Regions from separate parts of the Homo sapiens genome. Here regions 1 and 2 are each linked to region 3. A link is an interaction called in ENCODE POLR2A ChIA-PET data of the cell type or tissue named here. Cell type or tissue: MCF 10A. All regions are shown on one strand. Links, peaks and the distances in the headings refer to the core of each region. The heading gives the core; the rest is flanking DNA.

Region 1 (5,340 bases), core at 1-2,500, 73 kb before region 3:
GTAAAGTCACCTCACTATAAAATACTAAGTGGTTTTCCTCACAATGATGCAACTCAATGTTTAAACTCTACGTTTAAAAGAACATGTTATTCCACCTTATGCTCTGCAAAGTAAATAAAATTATCGGGGTGTGCCTTACATCTTATGATTGGCAATGGAAACTTCCAAGGTTTTGCTGTTTCATTATTAGTAATATTTTGGTTAAGCACAAACTGAGTCACTCTTGAAAGTTACTTTAAGGTTACAAGGTGTTAGATAATAAGCATTTAAAAGGTAATTTTTTTTTTCCAAACCAGGATTAGGCACTTTCAGAATATTTTTCCCTAACTCATTTCTGTGTGTAAGCATCCCAATTAATACAAACAGACCCTGCTATAAGATGTTCCGAGTTCAATAACAAACATAGCTAATCTTTTCCTCTTATCTGTGTGGCAGTATAATATGGGAGTTATCATTATTGTTTTCAGAGCCCGAATGCTGGGTCCAAATTCTGCCTCTGCCACTTATTAGCAGTGTGACCTTGGGCTAGTAAGCCTCACTATTCCTTTCCTTACCTGTAAAATGGGGATGATCGTGGTTCCTAGCTCATATGCTAAATAAGATGATTGAATTATTTATTGTCTGAATAGCACCTGGACATAGTAAGTACTATATTACCTGTTAATTTTTTGGTGCTGTCATTGTTCAACTATGTTAATGGGTGTATGGGCAAATTGATGTTCACATATAGCTAAATATAACCTTACATGATTGTACATAGGCTTCATGATATACTTTAACGTAATAGAAACTTGCCATTTTGGCTACTATGTTAACTTAAAGTGATGAGCAATTCAATCTACAGATATTCTTAGTCAGTTTCTCAATTTTTAAACGCTCATAGAAAATAGCTAACATTATTTCTTAGTTTTTCCTAACTTTTTGTTTCTGACTATTATAATATTAAAATTTCCAACATTTATGAGGCACAGCCTTTTCATAAAAACTTTGTTACATTATGCAAGAATTAGACAAAGAAGAGATTATGAACAAGAGTACTTCCAAGTCCTGGATGTTTTATTTGGTTGAAACCTTTCCTGGTATTCATGGCAGCCAGTCCACACTGGCATGCAGACCTGCAGTAATTAGAGAATTAACTATTCAACAGCACCAAGCAGTGTGCTGGACACGCTGTGAGTGCCCACACTATAGAAAAATCACCCTCTGAAAGCTTCACTAGTTACAACTGGCTGTTTTTTTTTCCAAGCAACACCTCAAGAATCAATGTTTTCAGCCATACCTGTAAGATAAGTATGAATAACATTTAATACATTCATCAGTAGGAGCTCTCAGAAGACTACATGTTATTTATATCTGCATCCCAAGTGACAAGCACAATGTCTGGGACTTAGTAGGTACTTAATAAGCATTTTTAAATTAAAAAGTACAAAGACCTACAATGATAATATAGGATATTTTTAAAAACCACATCCTTTTCTGTGTTTTTACAGCAATTTATAATGACTCTCTTATAACACTTAGGATATTATAGAATTGTTAGGTATTTACATTTTACTCTCCTCCTCCAGATCGAACTATTCTGAGACAAGCTGGGTTTTGTTCATCTCTGGGCCCCCAGCACATAGCAATAGGTCTATCATCACAGGCACTTGGTCAATATTTGTTGAAAGAAAAAGATAGCATTAGATTTCATTGATCTCATAGCATCCAAGGAAATTCTTACCCTAGAGAGATTATCATTCTGAGAGATGAAGACCCATACTTTAACAATTGTATTTAATGAGTGTCAGATACTAGTGAATCCATAAATGCTTGCTGCAATCGTTGTAGTTCTGCCTGAAAAATGTCCCATACAGGAGTTAACAATAGCTTTTAAAAGTTCATCACAAAATCCATTCTCTTTCCAAAACTCCCAGCCCAGCATTGCCAATACATTCTGGGCCTTTCAGATACTTTATCTGAAGCATAAAGTCATCATATCCAAATCTTAAGAAATGCTTTTCTCTCCAAAGAGCTCTTCTTCATGCCTTCCCTGTTCCTGTTATTAGAACTGCTATTATTTGAGTCACAAGCTGGAAACATTCACATCATCTTTGACACCCTTAAAGTCCCTGCCTCCCTCATTCCATGAGTCGAGCCAGGCCCTGTTGATCCTCCTTCAATGGTGTCTCCTTCATTCATTCCCTCCTGTCAGACTCACTGTCAACATCCACACTCAGATCTTCCTCTTATGCCTGAAACATCGTTGCTGGCCCAGGCTTCTCTCTTCTCAATGAGGCATCACAGATATTGTTCCCAGGTAAACCATCTGGAATCACATCTCTGATCACACTCTCCTCGAATGTCCCTATTGAATAAAGCTCAAATTACTTAACTTAGATCAAGGACTTTCTTGTCTTCTCCTTGGTCAACCATCTGAGCTGTAAAGTCCATGCCCTTCACCCATGTTGCTCCTGTCCACCTGCTGAGTGTTGGGCGTGCTGTTTCTTCTACTTTGACGGTCCTTCCTCGCCTTTTTCTATATATATCTACACCCCCGTCATAAATTCAAGCCCCAGTTCAAATGTGAACAATCTCTTTCATAAATATTTTTTCTGATCATCCTCAGTTGGTTAAGATTTCTCTAGTTTCTGAACACTCACTGCATTTTTTTATTTTTAATCTTTTATAACTTAAACATTATATTACTTATTTTTTACCCCCTTTAACTAAATTGTAAGCTTGAAAGCCAAGAGCATACATTTGTATGCTTGTTGGTACAGGTTTTTTCTAGAACACAGATCTGATCATTTTTCTAGGAGATAAAATCTAAACTCCTTAGCATTCCTGCAGGGCCTTTAGCAAACTGCCCCCACGTGCTTCTTTTACCACTTCCCCACTTTAAGCACCCTTCAAGCTGAACCACTTAGAACAGCAGTCCCCAACCATTTTGGCACCAGGGATCAGTTTTATGGAAGACAGTTTTTCCACGGGATGGGGTGGGAGGATGGCTTTGGGATGATTCAAGGACATTACATTTATTGCATACTTTATTTCTATTATTATTACATTGTAATATATAATGAGATAATTCTACAACTCGCATTAATTTAGAATCAGTGGGAGCCCTGAGCTTGTTTTCTTGCAACAAGGGTCCCATGTAGGGGTGATGGGAAACAGTGACAGGTCATCTGGCTTTAGATTCTCCTGGGACACGCAACCTAGATCCCTCACAGGCGCAGTTCACAGTACGGTTTGTGTTCCTATGAGAACCTAATGCGGCCAGTGATCTCAGAGTAGGCGGAGCTTGGGCAGTAATGCAAGCGATGGGGAACGGCTGTAAATACAGATGAAGCTTCGCTCGCACATCTGCTGCCCACCTCCTGCTGTGCAGCCCAGTTCCTAACAGTCTATGGACCAGTTACCTGTCCGTGGCCTGAGGGTTGAGGACCTCTGACTTAGAGCACTGCCAACAAACTAGTTGTGCCTATACCTCCATGCCTTAACTTGTGCTATTTCTGCAACACCTTTCCCTCCCTATTCCCTACCAGGTAAGCTTGCGTTCATTTATTACCTACTCTGTAAAATCATCCTCAACCCCTAAACTGGAAATTATCACTTACTCTTGGCTCACCCACACTTTAGACATATGTCTCACTCTGACGCTATTGCATGATAATTAGTCACATGATGGACTGCTCCAAGGAGGGTTGCCTCCTTGAGATTAAGGAAATCAATGTTTCATAGTCATGTTTATATTACTTAGTACCAGGTAAGGGGCCTGTCACGTGGACATTTTGTACTTTTTGAACAAATACTGTAACAAATAAATGAGTGGGAGAGAGAAAAAGAAAGAAACTTAAATAAATATTAATAAATAAACTAATATTTATTTGGTGAAACATTTCAAAATGTAAAAGTACTTGTCTGTGAGTCCAAATTTGTATAATTACAACCCTCAACGATTCATGGCAAAGGAAGAAGTCATCCTACGAGTTTATTAATTTCATTCTTCATGTTTCTAGTATATCTAGGCACCTTCTAAGAAATGAACTTCAGGCCTATTTCACTTTTTCTGAACTCCAAAGATTATATGTATTGTTCTCTCTGATATATTAAAATATTGACATATAATAAATATATAATAAACATTGCATAATATAAAATATTCAACTATAATATATTAATATTATATATTATAATATTAATTATATATTATGTATTTAGTGTATTATATATATTAAAAGTTATTATATTCCAATATAATAAATAAATATTCCCACAACAAATAATGCCAAGTATTCAATGTTGGAACTGACAAATATTTACCTTTAATCAGGCCAAATACTGGATTATCTCATCACCTAGTTCAATATTATTTACTTATGCTTCTGTCTTTCCAAAATGGCTACTTCAATTTAAAAGAATTTAAATTTTCTGAAGAAAAGAAGATTTGAGGGTATGATATGCTTTAGCTGTGTGTCCCCATTCAAATCTCATGTTAAATTATGATCCTCAGTGTTGGAGGAGGGACCTGGTGGGAGGTGATTGGATCATGGGGACCGATTTCCCCCTGCTCACTCTGATAGTGAGTGAGTGAGTTCTCACAAGATCTAGCTGTCTAAAGTGTGTAGAACTTCCGCCTTTGCTTTCTCTCTCTTGTTGCATGTGAAGATGTATGTGCTTGTTTCCACTTTGTCCTCCTGACATGATTTTAAGTTTCCTGAGGCCTCCCCAGCCATGCTTACAGCCTGTGGAACTGTAAGTCAATAAACCTGGTTTCTTCATTAATTACCCAGTCTCAGGTAGTTCCTTATAGCAGTGTGGGAATGGACTAATACAGGATAATTCGAAGACAACTAGGTTTTCTCTTTTCATGAGAGAGGGCTGAAATAGAATGACATGTTATTTCAGGTTTATTTAACACATATCCTTAAGTTCTTTACGTGATAAATCACAAAATACCTTTAAAAGCACTTATTTCCCTCTGGCAGATTTTAATATTTAAATTTTACATGACAGGACATGACACAGAAAACACAATCCAATTTGACATCTGAGGAGAGTGGCGTGAGAAAAGAGCTCTTTGGAAATAGAGATAAAGAGAAATAAGGGGTCTTGGTCTCCACTTCTGATACTTCCAGTACTCCCATGATCTAGGACAATACACTATTTTTTAAAGTTTATCTTTAACAGACAGAGTCTCACTATGTTGCCCAGTCTGGACCTGAACCCCTGAACTCCAAAGAGCTCTTCTTCATGCCTTCCCTGTTCCTGTTATTAGAACTGCTATTATTTGAGTCATGAGCTGGAAACATTCCCATCATTTTTGATACCCTTAAGGTCCCTGCCACCCTCGTT
Region 2 (5,340 bases), core at 1-2,500, 300 kb after region 3:
CAAGAAAGTGAATAAAATCTGTGACAGAAACAAGATACAAGACTGCTTGTGTTTGGTGACATAAAACATAAACGAGAACACAGTGATGTGAAAATATGAGCAGGGGTGTCCATAAAAGTCTCATAAACCGGCAGTGCTGGCTGCCCTGATGGGGTTTAGCCTCACGGAGATGTCTGCCATCCAGGCTGGTAGACAGAGAATTCACCACGTTTAAAAGATAAGGTGAGCATTTGGCCTGAGAATACTTTGGGTGGTTCTATAAATCAGGACAGTCTTTAAGAAAAAAAGCAAAAACTGTTTGACAATGTGTATCAGAATTTAAAATCCACATCTCCTTTGAACCAACAATTCCACTGCAAGGAATTTGCCCTTCATTCTTATACAGGGTGTCAAGATGCATGCAGTAGTATTTTTACGACAGGATAATTTGTAATAACAAAGTACTTGAAACAACCTGAATGCCCATCAATAGTGACCTGGTTAAAGAATTCATAGTGCAGCTAGATGAGGGAATATTAAGCAACTATTTTTAAAAAGTAGATGTACATCCACTAAACCAAAAGGGGTCTATAGTGTATTAAGTGAAATGGCAAGGTACAGGATGGTGAAAAATATTGTCCTACTTGTATAGAGTTTAGAAAGATAGATGGTAGACAAATAGATCATAGATAGACGATTAACAGAGAGAGGGATGATACAGTCTACATATAGGTAGACAGGTATAGCTATAGGTAGACAGGTATAGATAGATTGATAGATGGTAAATAGATGACAGCTAGATGTAGATAGATCAATAGATATATAGATGATATGGGTAGACAATAGATGCTAGGTAGACAATAGAGAGGTAGATAGGTATAAATAGCTATAGATAAATAATAGATGATGGATAGATAATTGATGCAGACATAAATAGGTAGAGATAGAGATATTAATAGATGATAGATGATAAATTTCTATAGATAGGTAATTGATCATAAATAGATGATAGCTAGAAAGATAATAGATAGACATGAATATTCCCTGGATATAGTTTTTACGTAGTTTTTACTCTATCCATATATTATTTGTACCCATTGTTTTTAGAGAATAAAAAGTAAAGGAAGGACAAGCTGTGCAACTTCTGGAACCCAGCTCAGATTCTGAGCCTTGCTCTTTGGAGGAAAGAGGTTGAGGTAGCCCTGGCTCAGAGTGCTCCCGGGGCTCTGCAGAGTTCCCTACTGCAGCCAGCCAAGCCCTGCACAGCCCAAGAAGCAGTGAGTGGCTGCCCCCAGCAGCACCTCCTGCAAGATTAATTGCCACGATTTAGAGAAGAGGCACCTTAGGGGCACCTGCTGTGCATTGTGTTGTATGGGAGGGTTTTAAAATAACTCCTCTCTCTGTGGTTCACAACATAAGGGTGAGTCATATCCATGCAGGGCCTTCCCAGCCCAAGGGGAGTTTGGGTCTGCTCTTCCAAGAATGAACCCCGCCCTGCGGATGGTAGTCTCAGAAAGCTCATGATAGTAACAGCTGTCAGTTAGTGGGAGCTCACCATGCACCAAGCCTGGGGATGGATGGGCTCTGTGCACATGATCTCATTCAGTCCTCACAGCAACTCAGATAAAATTAATTTCATTTTGCAACTGAGGAGACAGGCTCAGAGAGAGCAAATGACTGATGCAAAGTCACACAGCCAGGGTGGGACTCGAATTCTGTTTTCTGATGTCAGGTCCCATTTAGACATCCTCCTTTGCTCTCAGGCCTATGGGGAGGAAGTCTCCTGGATTCGGAGCAGGAGAGCTTGCAGGTACACCCACATCCCACGGCCCCACCACATTGCCCTCCATCCACACTTGGGGCTATGTTGTGAGAGCTGCGCAAGTCAACATAATGCCGCATGAGGTTGTCTTCAAAAGATAATTAGATTACCTCCCTTGCCTTAAGGAAAAGAACAGCAGATTAAAAAAGAAATATGACAAGCCATCTGAGTGCCAGGACTGCTCCCCTGAGACTCACTTCCATTTCAGTCCCTCATTCCAGACATGAAACCAATTAAAGTAGTGGAAACATACACAGTTAACACCAAGTGACAAAAGCCTGCCTAAGTGTTTTAAAGAATCTCATAAACCAAAGAGCTTCTGCACAGCAAAAGAAACTACCATCAGAGTGAACAGGCAACTTACAGAATGGGAGAAAATTTTTGCAATCTACTCATCTGACAAAGGGCTAATATCCAGAATCTACAATGAACTCAAACAAATTTACAAGAAAAAACAACCCCATCAACAAGTGGCTGAAGGATATGAACAGACACTTCTCAAAAGAAGACATTTATGCAGCCAAAAGACACATGAAAAAATGCTCACCATCACTGGCCATCAGAGAAATGCAAATCAAAACCACAATGAGATACCATCTCACACCAGTTAGAATGGCAATCATTAAAAAATCAGGAAACAACAGGTGCTGGAGAGGATGTGGAGAAATAGGAACACTTTTACATTGTTGGTGGGACTGTAAACTACTTCAACCATTGTGGAAGTCAGTGTGGCGATTCCTCAGGGATCTAGAACTAGAAATACCATTTGACCCAGCCATCCCATTACTGGGTATATACCCAAAGGATTATAAATCATGCTGCTATAAAGACACATGCACACGTATGTTTATTGCAGCGCTATTCACAATAGCAAAGACTTGGAACCAACCCAAATGTCCAACAATGATAGACTGGATTAAGAAAATGTGGCACATATACACCATGGAATACTATGCAGCCATAAAAAATGAAGAGTTCATGTCCTTTGTAGGGACATGGATGAAGCTGGAAACCATCATTCTGAGCAAACTGTAGCAAGGACAAAAAACCAAACACCGCATGTTCTCACTCATAGGTGGGAATTGAACAATGAGAACACATGGACACAGGAAGGGGAACATCACACACTGGGGCCTGTTGTGGGGTAGGGGGAGGGGGAGGGATAGCATTAGGAGATATACCTAATGTTAAATGACGAGTTAATGGGTGCAGCACACCAACATGGCACATATATATGTATGTAACAAACCTGCATGTCGTGCACATGTACCCAACTTAAAGTATAATTAAAAAAAAAAAAATCTCATTTACCCACAGGCTGTGCCTGGAGAAACCTAGCTGGCCTGGTATCCTACAACTTAGGAAGTGCGTGACCCAGCTCTGACTGCTGGGGGTGCTCAGCTGCCCTCCTCAGAATCCACCTCCAGCTGTCACCCTCTGTGCCTCTTCTGTCTTCAGTCTGGGGACAGCAGACAAGGGGAGGTGGTGGGGGCAGGGCTTAAATTTCTGACCCCTGAAACGGTGGCTGGCTCAGGAAAATCTTTTGGTTCCTAGTCCCTGTCTGGTTCTAGATCTTGACCTCTCCCACTCCTGCCCACACCTAGACAACCCGCAGGGGAGAAAGCACTGGGCTTGACGGTCCTCACCTTGAGGTCCACCACAGAATGGCAGAAGCAGCTTCCTTTGTCTTAGCACCTCAGGACAAGGGCATCTCCCTTTGAAGGGAGCAGATCAAGAAATTCAGCTTTCGGAATGGAGCTTCAAAAAACAGGACCCAAACTGAGAGGAAATTGTAAACCAGGCAATAAGAAAAACGTGGCTCTTGGGATGTGCTGTTCTGGTCTTAAGTTTGCTTCCCTTCCAGATAATGGAAAGTGAATCCCCAGCCCCATCAGCTGGGAAGGTCCAATATCAGAATAGGAGAGCAGCCACACTCTGATACAAACCTGGTTTATTTTCCTTCTTCCAAACATTTCTGTCACTGAAGGATGCTTCAGGTGCTCAGATGATGTCACCAAACTTGGGAGCATTTTAGAGTCCACAGAGCTCCTTCACAGGCAGGCATGTTCTCCCTGGACACCCCCGCTGGTGGGTGGGGAGCTGGTTGATCATCCCCATTCCAGGATGTGTCTGTCTGACCAGTGGCAGAGGGGACCCCGCAGTCCAGGAGTCCTTCTCCCAGCCCCCTTCCCCTGTGGCATGGCCTCCCCTCCAGCTCCCTGTCTTCTTTTCTGACGTCTTCCCACTCATGCCAGAATTGCAAAATATTTTAAACCACTATCTGCTTCTGCAGAGCACGCTTGTACAGTCTACTGTATTTTTCTCTTCTACTGAGTTTTTCAAGGCGGTTTTTTGTTTGTTTGTTTGTTTTGTTTTTTTTGAGACGGAGTCTTGCTCTGTTGCCCAGGCTGGAGTGCAGTGACGCGATCTCAGCTCACTGCAAGTTCCGCCTCCCGGGTTCACGTTTCAAGGCAGTTTTTATGTGGTATTAAGAGTTCTTTGAATAACCCCTGCTATCATTCAGAAAATAGCCAACTTCATGTGCCTAGCCTGGGGTTGCCAGAGATCTCACTGTGTGGTGTTCACTTGCTCAGGGGCCTCAGCCCTGGTGGATCACCAAAGAGAGCGGGGGCGGGGGTGGTATCTTCCTCACCGGACACTTAAATGACTCAAGGTTGCAAACCCAGGTGTGGGGGCCAGGGCAATGAGGTGGGCTGCCAGTACTGGCCCCAGTGGAGCCAATGACCTGTGCGAGCAGGGAGCCCCTGCATCCATTTGCACTTCACCCCCAGAACTAGCACCAAGCCAACAAAGCCCAGGTTTCTCAGACACTGGCACCTCCAGATCTGTTCACAGGCTCCTGCCCTCCTCCAGCGCACCTCCCCACCATACAGTCCTTTTCTGTTTGGGTCTCTGCTTGGTCTCTCTCTCTTCACATCTGGAGTGAAAGACTTGTTTCCAGAGGGCCCTCTCCTTTCATCGGTGGTTCCTCTTCTAAGCATGATGATTACATTGGGTCTTCAGGGGAGCCTACGAGGCAGGAGCTGCAGTCTCTCTTTTGCCAATAGGAAATAGAGGTTAAGTAACTTGGCAAAGTCCCACAAATCAGAGAGGACCGTGGAGTCTGAATCCAGGCAGCCTGATTCAAGGGTCTGCTTTGTAACCTCTGTGTCATCCTGCGACAGCCTGAAGAGGTTTCCTGCAAATCGCATCATTTTCAAAGCCACGAAAGGAAAAGATCTTTAAGGAAACATGAGGTGTTACATTGGTCATCCTTTAGGATGGTGAATAACCAATGCATGTGCTTGGATTTCTTCTTAATTTGGGATTTACCGAGAGTGAAACAGAACTTCCTTAAGTGGTCATTTCATGGACGACGTTTTAAAAGTCTGACTCCAGACTCAGCCTGTAAGTCTCATATTCAGCTCCACTGCCAGAAGGTGAAAAGTGAACAACAGTCACTCCCAGGCAGGACTCCAGCAGTCAAGTGCTCCTTTGCAGGGGAAGGCTACACCGAGGGAGCAGCAGATCCCAGGAGG
Region 3 (8,795 bases), core at 2,425-4,924:
TTCAAAAAATTTGTGACATTAAAAATATCAGATCTCACGTTGATTAGTGTTTTATCTATTTCTTTTTTATACCAATAATAGCACTATATCACAACAGGTTAATATATTTTAAAAGAATAATATGCCCTTATCATGCATATATAACTATATTTATCAGCAAAATAAGCTAACTCATGAAGGTAATACCTTTAAGTTTTCTTTGGAGAGTAAATAATTCTTGTATCAATTCACTCTTTTGTTTTTGAAGTTCATTTAACTGGCTACTATCATGTTCCATTGACTTCATTTCTAGAAACAGATACAAAAGCATCAAAAATAAAATACTTAGAAATAAATTTAACCCCGGAAGTAAAAGACCTGTACACTAAAAACTATAAAACACAGATGAAAGAAAGTGAAGACAACACAAATAAGTGAAAAGATATCCATGTCTATGGATTGGAAGAATTAACGTTGTTAAAATATCCATACTATCCAAAGCAATATACAGAGTCAATGCAATCCCCATGAAAATTCCAATGGTATTCTTCACAGAAATAGAAAAAAAATCAATCCTAAAAAATCTAAAAAGAAATAGAAAACTAAACAAATGCAAAAAATCTATTTTAAGCATTTAAGCTTTGCCTTACGTCAGCAATTATTAACGTTTTCTCATGTAGTAAAAATCTAAGCAGCATACGGTTAATTTTAAGCTCCAACTAGCTTCCCCTGGCCAACTAGTAACTCTTTTTAAGAAACTGACCAGAACTTATTAATCACCAGCTGGATACAAAAGGATAAGTTAGTAGATGGTTAGCCTACCAAAAGAGAATTCAAAATATGTAATATCACTTAGTGAAATAAAGTTCCAAATAAGAAAACTATCCTTTATAATTAAAACACATTTAAAATGACATTGCATAGTACTCATAATATGGCTACAAGCTTTCACAATATTGCTAATATTGTTTCTTCTACCTAAAATGCCCTTGCTCCCTTTATTCTCATGACAAATCCCAATTCATCCTTTAAGACTCATCTCCTAAATTTTCAAATATTCTTTCTCTTCTGCCATAATTTCTGGAACTCCACTTACACATTTTATTAGATTCTTTTATGTTGTTCCACATGTCTCTGAGCAGCTTTTTAGCTTTTTGAAGTCTTTTGTTTCCCTCTGTGTTTCCATTTTTTAAGTTATCTCTAAATTCACTGGTCTCTTCTTCTGCGGCCTCTGATCTGCTCTTAATCTCTTCCAGGAAATTTTTCATATCAGGTTTCCTTCCTTCCTTCCTTCCTTCCTCCCTCCCTCCCCTCTTCTTCCTCCTCCCCCCCTTTCTTTCTCTTTCTTTTCTTTTTTTCTGAGTGGAGTCTTGCTCTGTTGCCCAGGTTGGAGTGCAGTGGCGCCATCTCGGCTCACTGCAACTTTTGCCTCCCGGGTTCAAGCGATTCTCCTGCCTCAGCCTCCTAAGCAGCTGCGATTACAGGTGCTCGCCACCATGCCTGGCTAATTTTTGTGTTTTTAATAGAGACGGGTTTCACCATGTTGGTCAGGCTGGTCTCGAACTCCTGACCTCGTGTTCTGCCTGCCTCGGCCTCCCAAAGTGCTGGGATTACAGGTGTGAGCCACTGCACCCGGCCCAGATATTGTATTTCCTAACTTTTAGAGCCCCTTTGGTTCCTTTTACAAACAGTTTTTATTGATACATAATTCACATACCACATAATTCATCCTTTTAAAGTATACAATTCATTGGGCTTTAGTATTTTCACAGATATGTGCATCCAATTACCATTATATAATTTTGGAACATTTCACTCCCCCCACCAAAGAAACTCCATACCTGTTAGCAGTCATTCCCAATTTCCCCTAACTCTGCCAGCCCTAGGCAACCACTGATCTACTTTCTCTATATACAGATTTGCCTATTCTGGATATTTCACAACAATGGAATCATACAATATGTGGTCTTTTGCATCTGGCTTCTATCACTTAGCATAATGATTAAAAGGACTACCCATTTTGTAGCATGTTTCAGTGTTTCATTTATTTGATGCCTGAATATAATTCCACTGTATATATATGCCCATATTTTGTTTTTGGATTCCTCACGTGATTGACATTTGGGTTGTTTCCACTTTTTTGCTACTACGAATAATGCTATGAACATTCATGTACAGCCATGTGTTGTTTGACAACAGGGATATGTTCTGAGAAAAAAGTCCTTATGTGATTATGTTGTTGTGAGAACATCATCAAGTGTACTCACACTCACTAAGATGGGGTAGCCTACTACACACATAGGCTATACTGTATAGCCTATTGCTCATAGGTTACAAACCTATACAGCATGTTACTGTACTGAACACTGTAGGCACACCGTAATAAGCATTTGTGTATCTAAATATATCTAAACCTAGAAAAGGTACAGCAAAAATACAGTATAAAAGATAAAAAATGGTATACCTGTGTAAGATACTTACCATGAATGGAGCTTGTAGTACTGGAAGTTGCTTTGAGTGAGTCAATGAGTGGTGAGTGAATGCATAGGCCCACGACATTACCGTACACTGCTCTAGACATTATCAACACTACGCTTAGGCTACACTACTTTAAAAATATTTTTCTTTCTTTGATAATAAATTAACTTTCACTTTCTTTAACTTTTTAAGTTAACTTTTTAAAAACATTTTGACTTGTAATAACACTTAGCTTAAAACAAATATACAGTACAGTTGTAAAATATATTATGTTTTACTTCTTAAACTTTTTTTGTAAAAAACGAAGACACAAATACACACAATTAGCCTAGGCCTACACAAGGGTGGGATCATCAATACCACTATCTTTGACCTCCATAACATCTTGTCCTGGAAGACAAGCCCCTACTGGAAGGCCCTCAGGGGCAATAACATGGATGGAGCTGTCATCTTCTTTTATTTATTACTATTATTATTTTTTGAGACAGAGTCTCGCTCTGTCACCCAGGCTGGAGTGCAGTGGCATGATCTCAGCTCACTGCAACCTCCGCCTCCGCCTCCTGGGTTAAAGCAATTATACTGCCTCAGCCTCCCAAGTAGCTGGGACTACAGGTGCATGCCACCATGCCCGGCTAATTTTTTGTATTTTAGTAGAGACGGGGTTTCACCATGTTGCCCAGGCTGGTCTCAAACTCCTGAGCTCAGGCAATCTGCCTGCCTCAGCCTCCCAAAGTGCTGGGATTACAGTCGTGAGCCACCATGCCTGGCCTGGAGCTGTCATCTTCTATGATAACAATGCCTTCTAGAATAATTCTTACAGGACCTGCCTGAGGCTGTTTTACAGTTAACTTTTTTTACAGTTAACTTTTTTTAATAAGTAGGAGGAATATACTCTAAATAATAATTATAAAAAGTATAATAATACATAAACCAGTGACATAGTCATTTATTATCTTTAGCAAGTATTATGTACTGTACATAATTTTATGTGCTATACTTTTATATGACTGGCAGCACAATAGGTTTGTTTACACTGCGATCACAAAAACATGTAATATGTTGTGCCACAACGTCACTAGGCAATAGGAATATTTTCAGCTCCATTATAATCTTATTGCACCACTGTCATACATGGTCTTTCATAGACTGAAATGCTGTTATGTGGTGCACGACTGTACAAGGTCTTGTGTGGACATGTTTGTAATTCTCTTAAATACCTGGAAGTGGAATCATTGAATCATATGGTAACTCTAGGTTTAATGCTTTGAGAAACGGCCAAACTGCTTCCAAAGCAGTTGCATCATTTTACATTTCTCCAATTTCTCCATATTCTTGCCAACACTATTGCTGTCCACCTTTATTATAGCCACACTAGTGGTATCTCATTGTGGTCTTGATTTGCCTTTCCCTGATAACTAATAATGTAAGCAACTTTTCATGTTGCTTAAAAAAATACATCGTACATTTGTATAAAAATATTTTTTTTCTTTTTAAACTATTTACACTCAAACACATATAATTAGGCTAGGCCTACACAAGGTCAGGATCATCAATACCACTGTCTTTCTCCTCCACATCTTGTCCTGGAAGACAAGCCCCTACTGGAAGTGGCTTTGTATAGCTTTTTTGGGAAACGTCTATTTAATTCCTTTGTCCATTTTTAAATTGGGTTATCTTTTTATTAAGTTGTAAGAGTTTTTAATATATTCTGAATACAAGTCCCTTATATATGATTTGCAAATATTTTCTCCCATTTTGTGGTCGTCTTTTCACTTCCTTGATAGTATCCTTTGAAACACAAGAGTTTTTAACTTTGATGAAGTCCAATTTATCTATACTTTATTGCTTGTGCATATCTAAAATAAACCATTCCCTAATCCAAGCTCATGAAGAGTTACACCCGTATTTTCTTATAAGAGTTTTTCATTTTTAGCTCTTACATTTAGCTGTCTGATCCATTTTGAGTTAATTTTTGTGTATGGTATGAGGTGGATGTACACATTTATTCTTTTTTTTTTGAGATGGAGTCTCGCTCTGTCGCCCAGGAAGGAGTGCAGTGGCGCGATCTCGGCTCACTGCAAGCTCCACCTCCAGGTTTCATGCCATTCTCCTGCCTCAGACTCCTGAGTAGCTGGGACTACAGGCGCCCACCACCATGCCCGGCTAATTTTTTGTATTTTGAGTAGAGACGGGGTTTCACCATGTTAGCCAGGATGGTCTTGATCTCCTGACCTCGTGATCCACCCGCCTTGGCCTCCCAAAGTACTGGGATTACAGGCATGAGCCACTGTGCCCGGCCTTGTTTATTAGCTCTAATAGTTTTCCTGTAGATTCCTTAGGTTTTCTATATACGAGATCATGTTATCTTTGAATAGAGATAGCTTTACCTCTTCCTTTCCAATATGGATGCTTTTTCTTTTTCTCTTTTTTTTTTTCCTAATTGCTCTGCCTAAAACCCCCACTATAATGTTGATTAGAAGTTGTAAGAGTAAATATCCTTGTCTTGTTCCTGATCTTAGAGGGGAATATTCATTCCATTATCATTAAGAATGACATTAGCTGTGGGTTTTTCTATAGATGCCCTCTATCAGATTGAGGAAAGTCCCTTCTATCCCTAGTTTATTGAGTGGTTTTATCATGAAAGTTGTTGAATTTTGTCAAATATTTCTTCTGTGTCTTTGGTTATTTTTATATCCTCCATTTAGTTCCTCATTATGCTCATGTCCTTGAGTATACTTAGAATATTCTAAAAGCTTTAATTATTTTTCCTTCTAATTGCATCATCTATATCATTTCTAGGTATGTTACTATTGACCAAATTTCCTCCTTGCTCTGAGTTGTAATTTGCTGCTTCTTTACATGTCTAGTAATTTTTGACTGTATACCAAACATTGTGTTTACTATTTTGTTAAATGAGTTTTGCTGTCTTCCCATAAAGGATGTTGATGTTTGTTTTAGTAGGCAGGTAAGCTACTTATGGGTCATGTGCAAATCTTGTTTATAAGAATTTTTTAGGGTAGGTCTAGAAGAATATTTAATTTAATTTAATCCTTCTATTAAGGCAGAACTCTTCTGTTTAATGAAATATTTCTATTGTGACAAGATGGAACATGAATGTCTTCCATTCCCATATGAGCTCTTAGAATTGTCCACCTTATTGCTCCCCAGTAGTTTTTCTTTACTCAGCCCAGTGGGGTTTCCTGTCTGTATACACAGGTTCAAGTACATCCAAAGACTCAAGAGGATCTCCATCCAGATTTCCAGAGCTTTTTCTCTGTGTGGATCTGTCCTCTCAAGTACATTGTCCTGAAAATTCTAGCTAACTTGGCCTCCCTAAATTCCAATCTTTGTTTCCTCAACTCAGACCATTTTGCATTGCTTAAGTTCCTCCTCCCAGTGCTACTATCCAAAAACTATATCCAGTGAGAAGGCTTGGGCAATTAGGGCTTACCTCATTTGTTTCCCTTCTCTCAGGGATCGTGGTCCTGTACTCTCTTGTCCTCAATATCTAAAAGTAGTTTCTCATATAATTTTCTCCAGTCTTTTAGTTGTGATAGAAGGGAAAATTCCATAAAATTATTCCTCATGACGATACGTAAAAGTTCTCCACATAATATTTAAATTATCCTTTTACTTGTCTCTCTTCCACATTAGATCACAAGCTCCTTGAAAACAGGAACTATGCCTCATTCATCTTTAAATCCCAATTTCTGAACAGTGCCTGGTGTAGTATATACAGTAGATGCTCAAGAAAGCATGTTGAACAAAACTAAAATAAATCATATAATTGACTTTAAATATTTTTGATTATTCACAATGTTTCTGTCCACTAGTGTAGGTAACTGAAAGTGGACAATTCAATGAAAAGAAAATACGTTCATGTTTATCCTTCTGCTCCCTTAATAAACAAAAGTTTAAAATATAAATATAACTACATATTAATATTCAATAGAGGGAATCCAGGATACCATAACACAATATTCAACAGATTAAAAAAGATACAATATTTTATTCATTATTAATTGATTTATCAGACATTCTATCACAAGAAAATCTTTGTAAAACTTAGGCAAGAATGATGGAGAAATACTGGATTTAAGTATTTCTGAAATATATCTTTCTTAATCCTGACACTTTAGCCTAAATGAAAAAGGTAAGTCTAAAGATTAATCCTTTAAAGAAAAAAATAAAACAAATATGCCAATTTCTTATCAGGCTTATAGAACAGAAAAAAGTAAACACTGTGTTTGTGGTGATAACTTTTTTTCCTACTTGTTTATTGCCTCACTATTATTTTATTGTTATTTTTATTTACAGCTTTATTTAGGTATAATTGATGTGGCAATCACTTTTTAATTTCTTCCACGGCCTAAAACCCACAATGTTCTAATCAACAGCTAGCTTTTATGGTTATGAATATTAAACCAACTAAGACAATCAAAATTAATTTACATCTTTTAACATGTGAATTGTCTTCCTCATATGTACATTGCCAATCATTAAAGGATATTGCCAAGCAAAGAAAAGTGTCATATATTGCTTATCTCACATCTAAGAAAAATGAATTCAACAACTCGGAGAAATGAGTAAGAGGAACATTTTGAGAAAAACATTATGACAACCATTATTTTGAAGCCAAAAGTGATGAACTGTTTTATCTATGAATTACCAAATGTTTAAAATAAATATTCATTTTACAAACAGATATATTGAATATCAATTATTCCACATTTCTAGTTTCTCAGGCCAAAAACCTTAAAGTCAACCTTAACACTTATTTCTCTCATATTCCACATCAAGTCCATCTTGAAATCCTCCTTGCTACCTTCAAAACATATTTAGAACCTGAATACCACTTACCACTTCTATGCTGCATCCCTGATCCAACTGCTCATCATCTCTCATCTGGATTACAGCCACTGTCTTCTAGGTTTCCGTTTCTGCTTTTACCTCCCTTAACTGTGTTCTCAATAGCAGTCAAAGTAATCCTATTCAAATGTGAGACCCTTCGCTCTTTTGCTTAAGTCCTCCAATGGCTTCTCATCTCACTTCAGTAAAAGTCTTTAGAATGACCCACAAGGTTTTAAATCTGGATTCCTGTCACCTCTCTGATCTCATGACCTCTCCTTTAACTCTAAATGCCTTAGGCTCTGCTCTTTCTCAAAAAATGATTAGGCACAATCTCCCTTCAGGTGATTTGCATCAGCTATTCCTTCTCTGTGAAATGATATTCCCCCAGGTATTCACTTGTTTGATTCCCTTACCTCTTTCAGGTCTTATTCAAAACTCGCCTTATTAATGAGGCTTTCCCTGGACATCTATGTAAAACTGTACCACACACCCCACTGCAACCCCACCCCTTATCTATCTATCCCTCTTCCCTCCCTTATTTTTCTCCACTCCCTCCCTCTCTCATACTGGAATGTAGGCTCCATGGGGGCAGGGATTTTTTTCTTCTTTTCTTGGTCACTACAGTAACACCAGGTCCTATAACAATGCCTGATACACAAAAAGTGCACAAGTATTACTGAATGAGTGAACAAACTAAGCACATTTCAGAAATACATTTGTAAGCAAATGTAGTTCCTCTCTCTGTGAAAATTTATACTTTAGTGGAAGAAACAGACAGGAATCAAATAATCATACAAGTGTGTAATTACAATGCTTTGAAGAAAAAGCACAGAGGGCAATGAGAGAATATAACCAGAAGAGCTGACCTAATATGGAATTGGGAGGGTGGAGTATCACAGAAGGATTTCCTGAAGATGTAACATTTGAGCTGAGATCAGAAGAATGAAAAAGTTAACTAGATCACCAGTCCCCAACCTTTTTTGGCACCAGGGACTGTTTTTGTGGAAGACAATTTTTCCATGGACCACGGGAGGGAGAGGAGTGGCTTCAGGATGGTTCAATTGCATTACATTTATTGTGCACTTTATTTCTATTTTTATTACATTGTTATCTATAATGAAATAATCACACAACTCACCATAATGTAGAATCAGTGGGATCCCTGAGCTTGTTTTCCTGCAACAAGACCGTCCCATCTGGGGGTGACGGGAGACAGTGGCAAATCATCAGCCATTAGATTCTCATAAGGAGCATGCAATCTACATCCCTCACATGCACAGTTCACGAGAGGGTTTATGTTCGAGAATCTAATAACTGCTGCTGATCTGATAGGAGGCAGAGCTCAGGTGGTAATGTGAGTGATGGGGAGTTGCTGTAAATACAGATGAAGCTTTGCTCACTCACCCGCCACTCACCTCCTGCTATGTGGCTTACTTCTTAACAGGCCACGGACCAGTACTGGCCCAGGGGTTGGGGACCCACAAACT

What was found. ChIA-PET counts read pairs that join two places held together with the same protein. Peaks named below come from ENCODE experiments on the same cell type or tissue, not always from the same donor. Only the 100,000 strongest peaks of a DNase experiment are listed, where the experiment ranks them.
Region 1: POLR2A ChIA-PET joins it to region 3 with 5 read pairs; 2 of 35 experiments call an interaction of 5 or more read pairs at or near these places.
Region 2: POLR2A ChIA-PET joins it to region 3 with 5 read pairs; 1 of 35 experiments calls an interaction of 5 or more read pairs at or near these places.

Annotation. Positions count from the first base shown.
Region 1 is chr10:116,422,623-116,427,962 of GRCh38, reverse strand. It overlaps PNLIPRP3 (pancreatic lipase related protein 3), which reads right to left and starts at 116. Exons shown (of 12, transcript NM_001011709.3): 1 at 1-116. In MCF 10A, for the core only: no CTCF peak of the experiment used is centred there; no DNase peak of the experiment used is centred there.
Region 2 is chr10:116,050,164-116,055,503 of GRCh38, reverse strand. No RefSeq gene overlaps it. Among named protein-coding and RNA genes, the nearest start is that of SNORD158, 140 kb to the left of the region's middle. In MCF 10A, for the core only: no CTCF peak of the experiment used is centred there; a DNase peak (open chromatin) is centred at 1,443.
Region 3 is chr10:116,348,873-116,357,667 of GRCh38, reverse strand. CCDC172 (coiled-coil domain containing 172) reads right to left here. Exons shown (of 9, transcript NM_198515.3): 6 at 187-288. Among named protein-coding and RNA genes, the nearest start is that of CCDC172, 29 kb to the right of the region's middle. In MCF 10A, for the core only: no CTCF peak of the experiment used is centred there; a DNase peak (open chromatin) is centred at 3,667.